Linked DNA regions of Mus musculus: region 1 is linked to region 2. The links are chromatin loops, found by intact Hi-C in ENCODE. Cell type or tissue: left cerebral cortex. All regions are shown on one strand. Links, peaks and the distances in the headings refer to the core of each region. The heading gives the core; the rest is flanking DNA.

What was found. A loop is a pair of places that touch in the nucleus more often than their neighbours do. Peaks named below come from ENCODE experiments on the same cell type or tissue, not always from the same donor. Only the 100,000 strongest peaks of a DNase experiment are listed, where the experiment ranks them.
Region 1: a loop joins it to region 2, with 8 times the contacts of the local background. A loop is called at or near these places in 1 of 42 quality-filtered maps.

What each region holds. Positions count from the first base shown.
Region 1 is chr9:66,124,756-66,129,874 of GRCm38, forward strand. Snx1 (sorting nexin 1) reads right to left here and starts at 131. Exons shown (of 15, transcript NM_019727.2): 1 at 1-131. The coding sequence starts at 10. Ciao2a (cytosolic iron-sulfur assembly component 2A) reads left to right here and starts at 1,856. Exons shown (of 5, transcript NM_026635.3): 1 at 1,856-2,215. The coding sequence starts at 2,092. In left cerebral cortex, for the core only: a CTCF peak has its summit at 1,870; DNase peaks (open chromatin) are centred at 153 and 1,871; H3K4me3 peaks cover 2,373 bases; H3K27ac peaks cover 1,469 bases.
Region 2 is chr9:65,904,723-65,911,158 of GRCm38, forward strand. Trip4 (thyroid hormone receptor interactor 4) reads right to left here and starts at 4,072. Exons shown (of 14, transcript NM_001357872.1): 1 at 3,717-4,072. Csnk1g1 (casein kinase 1, gamma 1) reads left to right here and starts at 4,288. Exons shown (of 14, transcript NM_173185.2): 1 at 4,288-4,446. In left cerebral cortex, for the core only: CTCF peaks have their summits at 3,805 (motif pointing right) and 4,678; DNase peaks (open chromatin) are centred at 3,871, 4,222, 4,745 and 4,966; H3K4me3 peaks cover 2,170 bases; H3K27ac peaks cover 1,403 bases.

The DNA.
Region 1 (5,119 bases), core at 1-4,000, 220 kb after region 2:
CTGACGCCATCTTCCTCCACCCGTGGCGGAAGCAGCAACAACAACTTTATAGACAGTGCCGCGAGCAAAGCGCTCCAGCCGTGTGAGGTGCGCGAGGGCCGTTATGGACCCAGAGGGACCATCGGGGCGGAACCTGGGGGAGGGACCTAGGGCGGGGCCTGGGCTGCTGCTCAGCCAATCCAAGCACTGAACCGCAAGGCTGCACTGGGGCGGGCCAAGTAGGCAGAGGAGGAGCTAGAGGCTGAGGAGTTCCTCCGGGTCTTTGTGCCCTGCATGGCTCTATCTGTCACGCTTCTAAGGTTCTGTTTGAATAAAGTCTGTGACTAACAATGTTTGAAAACCTCTGCATGCCACCTGCTCATGCCAAGCACAGTGTTCTCTGAGAGATTCAATAAATATTTTTGATTGAGGGCTGAAACGACTGCAGGAAGTTTTGCCACTTAGTTTTTGGACATTAATTCATTTAACATATACAGAGCATTCACTGTGAGCTTGGCACCTTACTGTGCGTTTCAAATACAAACACAAAAGCTCCTGGCTCACAGTTTAATGAGGCAGTCTTGTAAGTCAACAATTTAAACACACTCAGTGTTACAGTGTGCAACAATAAAAAGAAGTTATCGATTTTTTGAGAAGCCAGGCTTCACACAAAGGGGAGATTTCCGTGTATTAAATTCGGTCCTTAAGAATTTTGGGTTATAGCCGGGCGTGGTGACACGCCTTTAATCCCAGCCCTCGGGCGGCAGAAGCAGGTGGATTTCTGAGTTCAAGGCCAGGCTGGTCTACAGAGTGAGTTCCAGGACAGCCAGGGCTATACAGAGAAACCCTGCCTCGAAAAAAAAAAAAGTTCCCGGAACTTAATCACAGGTTGGTGAGTCGAAGTCAACTAGAGTTTAAAGATAACATAGGTTATGTTATCACGGACTAATTTGCAAGATGATCCTTTCAAGGAGCTGAAACCTGCCACTAACACCAACAGAGGTGGTTTGCTTTTCTGGTTGAAACCACCTTAGGCAGGCCTGAAATTCTGTGTCCAAAGCTGGCCTCAAACTCAATGCTCCTCCCTCGGCCTCCCAAGTGCTGGAATTACAGGCATGAGCCACCAGGCCTAGCAAAGTTGGCTGTTTACAACTGCAAACTCAACATTAGGGGTGGATTCCCTTACAGATAAAGTAAACTGCCTGAAGGTCAGGAGAGTGTCTTAGTTTGTAACTTTTATTCCTGCATACACATTGTGTATGGCAAATTAAGTGTCTAATAAATATTTGAGGTGGAAACACAATCAACTCTGTAACTGGCACCCATCACAGCCATGAACACACAAAAAAAAGGTTAAGAAATGCTTTTTTAGGATGTTCATCTCCGTTATCATTACTACATAGTGAACACAGATAAAGTTCTCTCGCTGTAATTTGGGTGGTGGTCGATAGAAATCCTCCCCATGGAGAGAAGCTGCACTAAACTAAGTTTCTAGGAGATAAGAAAACTAAGCCTTCCCTGTCCGTAGGCATGCCTATCAACATTGGTCTTCCAAAATAACCCCTTTCACCGCAAAGGAAATCCACTTCCGGCCTGGTCAGAAAGTAAGAAAAATTTGTTTGGAAGTGGCTTCCTCTGAGAAATAGCTGTAGAGTCTCCGTTCTAGAATATCTTCCAGTAGTAGTAACCTTGATCTCCTTTCCCCTACCTCTTTAGGATTCATCTTTAGTTCTTCCTAGGAACTGAGTGGGGCATTTGGTGACGTATAACAGTCCGTTACACGATCCTCTGGCTAAGACTACAAGCCCCATATACATTTCGCCGCCGCTCCGCTAACGCCCCTTAGACATCCCAGCATGCAATGCGCCTAACGGGCCGTAAGGATTTTTCTGTGCCTTCTAAATCGAGCAGAGCATCTTGGGACATGTAGTCTTTACAGCTAATTTCCCTAGGTCCTTCGCGTTGCAGTTTTGAGTCCCGCCTATTCTCTGCTCCCCTAAACCTTTACACATGTCTTGGTTTATTTGAAGACCAGGAAGTTCTCTCTCGAGGTCGGCTGCGGAAAGACGGTGGCTCGGTTGGGACAGTCGCCAGGGATGGCGGAACGTGAGGATGGAGCGAGTGTCTGGGCTGCTTTCCTGGACGCTGAGCAGGGTCCTATGGCTCTCAGGCTTTTCTGAGCACGGAGCTGCCTGGCAGCCCCGGATCATGGAAGAGAAAGCGCTAGAAGTTTATGGTAATTTACCCAGGGCACTATTTGACGGTGTTTGAGAGGCGGCATTGGAGAGGGGGTGGAGGAGGGCCTCACCCTTGGGCTGGAGTGGACCCTTGGGGTTTTTACCAGACTTAGAGGGAAGCATGTTCTTCCGGGTCCTAAGTCACACAGCAATGTCGGGCTATTTCTAAACCTGGAGCGAAATTGAGCCAGGAACTCATAAACGCTTTGTTACCCTGGACTGCCTACAGCTCTAGGGACAGTGTCAAGGGATGTGGGCAGAATGAGCCTACAGTGATCAAGAAGCAAAGCATGCCGAAGATTTCACTACTCAAGAGTCTTTCCTTCTTTAGTTCCTGGACTTGCGTTCCTCCCGCCATAACTGAGGTCACTGTTTGGTAATGGCCGAGTTGGGGACTGGCCCAAGGTCATAGCAACTCTCTTGTGTGACAGAATCAATAGGAAGTGAAGAGGTAGGGATAGATATCTCAGCGAGAGGCTTTAAATTTACAATTTTCTTACACAGTTAAGTGTGTTCGTGTATTCACTCAGAGACTCTCCACTTTGAGGGACTGTCTTCATTGTACAGATGGGGAGTGGGTTGTTTAACAAGTACCCAGAGGGTCATATTGTCAGTAAGAAACAGAAAAAACCAAACTTGTGATTGAAAATGTAATGCTTGTTCGTGTTTCTCTCTCTCTCTCTCTCTCTCTCTCTCCTCCCCCACCTCCCTCCCTCCCTCTTTCCTTCTCCACTCTTGACCCTACCTCCCCAGCCCCTCTCTTCCCTCCGTTGACCATTTGTAGTATTATTTATCAGGATTGGGGAGAAAATCCAGAGTCTCATACAAATTAGGTGTGTTCCACCACTAGCCCTATTTTTTTGAAAACAAAAAGGCCAAGATGTAGCACTAAGAGAGATGCTCCTACAGATACAGTTTAGGTGGAATTATAGGCCAGGAAGAAGGATTCCAAAGATGGAATGGCCCGGGAGCTAATCAGGTTCCCTTATCTCTTGGTAGAGAGGCAAGGCTGACTTAACCCCAGGCAGAAGATAATTGCTACTGTACTATCTCCACAAAACATTCCCATCCTACCATACCTCTGCATATAGCGTCTGGAAACTTCCGGGGACCAGAAATACAACTCTTCAAGAGAGATGATTCTAGTCCTCAAGTTTGCATTGAATGACACCCACTTATGCAAAAATACAAAATGCAGTCAGAGGTCATGAGCTTAAGTAGGAGGTATGGAGACGCAGAGGAAAGAGAAATTGACTAGAAACATCTGTGATGATGTTAGACAGTTACTTGGGTAGGTCTTGAAGAGTAGTTTGGATATGTCAGAGGTCGCATACGCTGAAGAAACTAGAGTAAAATATGGAGATGAGAAGACAGAATTGGCTATCCAGAAGGAGGCACCTGATGGTGACTGCAGGTGGAGGTGTGGTAGGCTGTTTCTTTAGACTGTAGACTGGAATTGAATACTGAAGTTTCAAATCACTTTTATTACATTTAGTTACTTTGTGCATGTTTGCACATACACATGCAAGTCATAGTGCAAATATGGAAGTCAGAGGACAACTTGCTGGCGTTAGATTTCTCCTTCCAGCAAGTGGCTCCTGGGGATGGAAACCCAGGAGGTTAGGCTTATTTGGTGGCAGGCCCCTTTTCCCACTGAATCATCTCGCAACCACCACCACCACCCATTGAAACTTTTAAATATAAATGAATCATCTTTTTAAGTATTAAAAAAGAGGTTTGTTTGTTTGTTTGTTTTTAATTTTAAGTCTGTGTGTGTCCATGGAGGCCAGAAGTGTTGGGTCTCCCTGAAGCTGGAGTTACAGGAGGTTGTGTATTGCCAGTTGTGGGTGCTGAGAACTGATTTTAAGTCCTCTGGAAGAGCAGACCTTCATGTCAATACAGAGCAACAAAAACTTAGTTGTGGGTGAGAGGAAATTAGGAGAGTAATGTGAGAACAAGCTTGATATCTTTTTAAAAAAATCAAACTTCTCAAATCACTAGAAAGCTAGAGGTGTTCAGTAAGGGGTAAGAGGTGAGGTTTAATTTCAGGATTTAGTAGTGTTCAAAGACTATAATACAGCTTTTACAAATGAAGCTTAGAAGGAGAAGCCGAGGAGAGGAGGGGGGAAACCCTGCTTTTCCAATCCGGTAATAACCTGCTACATGAAGGGGAAGTTTATCCTCTTTCCTATCTGCATTTTCTTTTTCTTTTCTTTTTTTTTAGTTTTTTGAGACAGAGTTTTTTGGTTTTTCGAGACAGTGTTTCTCTTTGTAGCCCTGGCTGTCCTGGAACTCACTCTGTAGACCAGGCTGGCCTTGAACTCAGAAATCTGCCTGCCTCTGCCTCTCGAGTGCTAGGATTAAAGGCGTGCGCCACCATGCCCAGCTCCTATCTGCATTTTCAAATGTCCTATTTTATTGGTAAGGCCAGAAGACAGTCTAGGGAAGGAAAGTTTGATGGATTTATTTTCCTGGCTGCTTTTTAGGTCTCTGGGTAAGGTATGAGTAGTAGAACAGACCCCAGGCTCCTGAGAACACCAGACCCACTCACCTGAAATCCTGCTTCTCTCCCCTGCCCTCCCTTTATCACTCTCCTTTTTATTCTATTTTATTTTCCTCTGTGAGCTTGAGGCAGGACAACCTCGTGTCCTTGCCACCGACCTCCTTGAGGTCCAGCCTTCTTAATCCCCTTGTCTTCTGCTTCCTTTCACCCAGCTCCATTCACAGTGTGATTTCCCTTCTGTCAACCTTCCATTTGAACTAAAAACCGTACTCAAATGTCCCTAAGCTTTGTCAAGATTCTAAAGCCTCTGCTCCACCCTCCTGCCAAGGCTTTTGGGGTGCATTCTCTGATCTGTTGGCTCCCCACTTTGCACCTCTCTACCGAACTGCTTTCTTATAAG
Region 2 (6,436 bases), core at 1,413-5,412:
GGACTTGCAAGTTTAACCAACATTGTTATAATTGGTCTTTTATTTTTTCTTTTTCTTTTTTTTTTTTAATCTTTGAGAATAGCATATAGAAATCAAAGAAACTGTCATCAAATCAAATTTGTAGGACTATTAGAAACCATCTTGTTCAATGCAGGCCAGCCAGTAAGTGTTCACTAAATGGACTGTCCTATTACTCAACAGTAATTGTGAAACAGTAATTGTGAAAATGTTGAGTGTAAGTTGTTTTAATTCCTATTTATTTTTGGTTCCATTCTTGAAAGAACTAGCTATTCCACACGTCAACCTCCAGTTATTTAAAGATGAATTATATCTTTAGCCTTCACTTCTTCAGGCTTAACATTTTATTGTTTGTCACATATCCTGAGTTTGTCTGGATCATTTATATATAGGAGTTATATCTTTTCAATTGTTTATTGCTTAGACACAGTAATGGTTAACTTGGCTAAGTTTCTTCTTATAGGCCAGATTGTTCATCAATGAACTATTCATTTCTAATTCTGGTATATTTTTATGTCTAGTGAAACCAGATGAGCTCTAGCAGTACATATTTTTATTTTATTGTTTGTAACTCAGATGGCCTTGAGTGTGATCTTATCTGTCTTCTGAGTTCCAGCTGTATGCTACCATAGCGAGGCCTCAAACAAGGTTTCAGTACTAATTACATATCAAATGTGTTCTTTTTGTTGTTTAGTCCAGGCTGGGTTAGAATTCATATCAATCCTCCTCACTCAGTTTCTGAAGTGATGTACACAGGCACCATGCACAATTTAATTTTTTAAGTCATTTCAAAGAAAATAAAATGAAGGGGCTGGTGAGATGGTTCAGTGAGTAAGAGCACTGACTGCTCTTCCGAAGAGTATTTCAATTCCCAGCAACCACATGGTGGCTTATAACCACCCATGAGATCTGACACCCTCTTCTGGCACGTCTGAAGGTAGCTACAATGTACTTATTTATAATAATAATAATAATAATAAATAAATAAATAAATAAATCTTTGGGCCAAGCCTGGACGCCTTTAATCCCAGCACTTGGGAGGCAGAGGCAGGCGAATTTCTGAGTTCGAGGCCAGCCTGGTCTACAGAGTGAGTTCCAGGATAGCCAGGACTATACAGAGAAACCCTGTCTCAAAAACAAACAAACAAACAAAAGAAACAACAAAAACAAATCTTTGGGCTAGAGTAAGCAGGGTTTGAGTGAGTAGGGCCAACTGGAGTGAGCAGGGTTGACCAACAACCAGATCAAGGCTCACAACTATCTCTACAGCTACAGTGTATACTCATATACATAAAATAAATAATTTTAAAAAAGAAAAAATTAAAAAGTGAATATAAAAAGACACTGTTAGGAGGCTGAAAGTCCCATATTAGTCATATATGATGAGGGTACTGCACTGGTTGTGAAGGCTATTCGGGATCTAGCCTATATATATGCTACTGTTTTATAGCTCATATTAAGAGTATAGATTCCTCGGCCAGCAAAATCACTCAAAGGGTAGAGCGACTACCAATGCCAAACCTGCCGCCTTGAGCTCAGTCTCTAGACCATCGATATGGTTGAAAAGGAGAAGGGACTCCTTCAACACATCCTTTGACCTCCACATTCACAATGGTATGTCAGCACCAACACATACACAAATAAATATAATAAAGAGAATAAGATTTTTGTAGTTAAGCCCACATAGGCAGTTGTAGTGTAGGACTTTGCAACTCACCTTCCCAGGCCTCTAAGCATGACTATGTTGAAAATGAAAGAATTATAAAAGCTCATGTGGTCAGGCAATGGTGGTGGTGCACGCTTTTAATCCCAGCACTTGGGAGGCAGAGGCAGGAGGATTTCTGAGTTCAAGGCAAGCCTGATCTATAGAGTGAGTTCCAGGACAGCCAGGGCTACACAGAGAAACCCTGTCTCGAAAAGCAAAACAAACAAACAAACAAAAGCTCATGTGGGGCTGGAAAGATGGCTCAGTGGTTAAGAGCACCAACTGTTCTTCCAGAGGTCCTGAGTTCCATTCCCAGCAACCACAGGGTGGCTCACAACCATCTGTAATGGGATCCGATGCCCTCTTCTGGGGTGTCTGAAGGCAGCAACAGTGTACTCATACATTAAGTGAATAAATAAATCTTTAAAAAAAAAAAAAAGCTCATGTGGTTATTTAGGACTCAATCCAGATTTTCATATATTAATAGAACAGTGAATTAAAAAACCCCAAGGCTATAGGAAAGGAGCTAAATGCTGCTTGTAAACCACCTCAGGCAGTGGACAGAGAGCTCTGCAGATGAAGGTGCATTTCCACATTAGCTTAAGCTTATGGTTAGTTCTAACTGAATTTTATTTGATGAGGCACCAATTTCTATAGGCCACATTTTTTTAAACCATAAACATGTTCTAGTTCTTTAGATGTATTGTAAACTGTTGCATGTTGGACTTATATTTATTTTAGAATTTAAAGTTTGGAATTTAGACCTGCTGGCAGGTGAAATACTAAACTACTGTAACACTCATCACTGACCCAGATTGTGTGTGTGTGTGTTTGTGTGTGTGTGTGTGTGTGTATTTCCAATTGTATACACGATGATGGTGGGGGTAGGGAATGGAACTATTTTAGACTTAATAACCAACTGCTGGTACATTTGAGCCTAAAGTGGTTTCTTAAAAGCTTTGCAGAGTTGACTGCCTAGGATGGATCAATTTAATGCCATCCTATGAGTCTAGGAAATGAAAAGGCCTAGTGTTACTTTTCAATTACCAAAATTAGTTTTCTGTCTTAGCTGAGGTAAACAACAGTCTACTAATAATTTTGTGACCAATAAAATCGGGTCTTACAGTTGCAAGTGTATCCACTGATGTAGATGAGAAAAATTCAGAAGTTAAAGTTAAAATAGGAAAGCCGGTCCATCCCGGTAGTGAACGCTTTAAATCCCAGCACCTGGGAGAAGAGGAAGGTGGGTCTCTGAATTCAGGGCCAGCCTGGTCTACATAGACATTACCTGATCAGTCATCCAGGGCTTCAAAGTGAGATTCAGACTCAAAAAATAATACAGTCAAGTGATGGTTTTATCCCCCACCCCAGGTTTCTCTAAAAATATAATTACTATAATTATAGGGGTCGTTACAGGGGGTTATTTTGTTGGCTTTGGTCTCCACCATAGTTTTCCAGTTTTTTCAAAGAGTGAACTTATGCCTCGGGTATGTTAGGTAAAATGTTTTAAAACTGGGACTGACCATGTAGTCTAGGCCTTGGAGTTACTATCCTCGCTTTTCCTCTGGAGTCTAAGCATTACAGGTCTGCTTGTCATGTCCAGTAAATGAGTCTCCTTGCCTCCCTTCCTTTCTTCGATGCCTGGGAATCGAACTAAAGACCTTGGGCATGCCAGGCAAGTTTTGTATCACAGACCTAAATCCCCAGCCTAAATGAGGGTTTTTATGGACACCTTTCTTAGTCACCGTATAGGTATGTTGGTTTATTCTGATGGGAGGCTTAGTTGTCTTCCTACTCAAGCGAGATTACCGGCATTCTTTGTCTCCCCCAACTCCCCCGTTTTATGGAATAACAATAATAATATTACTCTGGTCAATTTTCATAGACTCAAATATAGCTAGGTTATTTCCAGGTCACACATAAAAACGTTAAATCCTTAAAAAAAAAAAAAAAAAGAAAAAAGAAAAGACAAGGTAAGACAAAACTTTCTTACCCACTTCACTGTTCGACTTCTGGAGCCGGTTCAGAACGAAATGCATGCAAAAGTCTGGTTGAAACGACAGGAAATCCACCAGAGGGAGATGCTTGCTAGACAGTGAGAAAGAAGCTCCCGCAAGGGGCCTGGAGAGGAGCTTTGGGAGGAGCTGCCGAGATGGCCCAGGATTCCAGGAGGTGTGTGTAGTTTGGAGCTGGTGTCAGAGACCAACTGATGGAAGCAGCTACGTTGGGCCTACTACCTGCTGCAGCGAAGGGTTTACCTGGCCTAACATTGTAAACTAAAGGCCTAAAAACATTTCCAAATGAGAAAACGAAGCTCCCAACCCACTTACCAACAGTCCCCGAAGAAATGGGGGGGGAAGGGGGGTATTTAAAGGCACTTCCGCTTAGCAACCCCACGCTGTTGCTAAGGAGGGGCCGCAGCATTAACGACCCGGAAGTGGTGGTCTGAATTTCACAGCGACGACAGGGGTTTGTCCTATCAGAAGAACGAGGATGCTCTGCGGCTCCAGGAGGTGGGTGGGACCTGCATTAGTACTTCCGGCTTGGCTCGGCCGCCCCTCAACTGGTCTTCCCCCTCCCCTCCGCCTCCTCCGCTCCCTCCGCTCCCTCCCGCTCCTGGGAAAGCAAAGCTGCGGCTTAAGGGGTGGTTGAGAGAAGCAGTAGGCGCCTCGGGGAGGGGACCGCGCCCGCCCCCTTGGAACACTGGAGCACCGCTGATTTAGGTAGGTACTCTGGCTTCGACTGGGTCTGGGAGACTGGAGTCTGAGATGTGTGTGTGTGTGTACGTGTGTGTGTGGGGGGGGTGGGGTGGGGGCTTTAGGAGCCCTTCGCTGGGGCGGGGCAGTGGACTCGGGAATCCCGGGTGGGGCGCGGGCCTGTCCGTGGAGGGTTGCGGGGGCGGGACAGAGGGACCAGGGTCCCTGCGTGCAAAGAGTTGCGGGTTGCGGGTTAGACCCGGTCGCAGGAGGCGCCCTTTCTGAAGCAGGGACTTCGGCCAATGCAGACCGGGAGTTTCCCACCTGGAGTGCCAGCTCCGAAAAGAAGGGGGAGCATCATCCAGGGCCGAAATCAAGGGTATAGACTTGGAGAGGTGACTGTGGTCATCCTGTGCTTCACATTGTCCGCGTCCCGGACTCTCTGTTGGGACAGAGCCGGGCTTCGAGGGCTTGTAAGGGTTTCGTGTCGGCTGGGCACCGTGGAGCCGCCCTTGGCAGAGGTAGGGCAGAAGAGTGGGTAATGAGACCTCCCTCCACCCAACTTCCGTGCGCTTCCCCCGCTTCTTCCTTTATTGCTCTCTCGGCAGGGCGCCCTATAGGAGCGTTGTCCCCTAAGTGGGTACGCATCACGTCGTAAAACAAGAGTGTGAAACTGGGTTTGTTGCCCCCGGATGATTTTTCGGATATTTGCAAAGTGCCAGAATGGCATATTCTAGCAGTCTCCCAGACCGATATGAGTCTGGTATGAATTTTCTTAGAAAATGCAATACTGGAAGGCATCTGACTATATTCAAACGTAGCCTTGTAAATGAGCATGCTTTAAAAAAACCACTAGGAAATCCATATTTAGAGGTCTAGATGAGACATGTTTAGGCAAGCCTTTTTCAACCTCTTTCTCACCTGCCAGTAATCCTTTTGTGGTTTAAACGAATTAGAAATGCTATCTTCATTTTGTTTAAGTGACTGAATTGTAGGAAGTATAGTATATGTCTTAGAAGAACTAGTGAACATTTAGAGAGACAAGGGACAAGAGTCCCTTTCCAATGATTGAACTCTCTCTTAATCTTTTAAGGAGATAATTATGTTCAAGTGGAAGTATTGGCTTTGAGAAAGATAATTCTGGGAATGAACCCGCCTTTGCCTCTTAACTAGTTGTTGACTTTGGTCAAGTCACAGACTAACAGTTTCAGCCTCTTCACAAGGAGGAATTAAATTCTAGTCAGTGTCAAAAGAGAGGTGATTACTTATATAACTCCATTTAAAACAAGCACCTTTGAATTTCAAGGTTGTCATTAGTCAACATAGTTAAGGGAGCCCAACTTAGTGGAAGGGGATTTTTGAAAAAGAAACTGATAATATTCAAATAGTATACGGCAGGAATTCGAGGTTTGGGTTTTTTGTTGTTGTTGTTGTTGTTGTTGTTGTTTTGTTTTTGTTTTTGTCTCACACACACACACACACACACACACACACTCACGCTCTGGCTGGCCTGGAAGTCACTCTGTAGACCAGGTTGTATTGTACTCACAGAGCTCCGCCTGCCTCTGCCTCCCCAGTGCTGGGATTAAAGGCATGCACCACCACTGCCCGGCTTTATTATTCTTTATTTTGTAGTTCTGAGCATTCAGTTCAGAACGGTCTCACACAGTTTTCACTATTGAGATACAACTTTAGATCCTAGAAATTGATCATATGTAGCATAAAATGCAATTATCAATAGTTTCCTAAAGCCCATATTAAGTACAATATGTTTATTTTTTTGAAATGACCAAAGTACATTTTATAGGTTCTTCTCAGATAATCTTTATGCTGTTAGATATAGCATGGATTGAAATAAAAAACATAAGTAACTTACTTAAATCTTAAATCACGTGTCTTCTTAATGGAAGTTAAACTTGGGGCATAAAATAGTAATTGTAAGGTCAACATCACTTGCATGACCCATCTTAGATTATAAGATTAGCAAAACTTAGTTTTGTTTTGTTATTTTGAGACT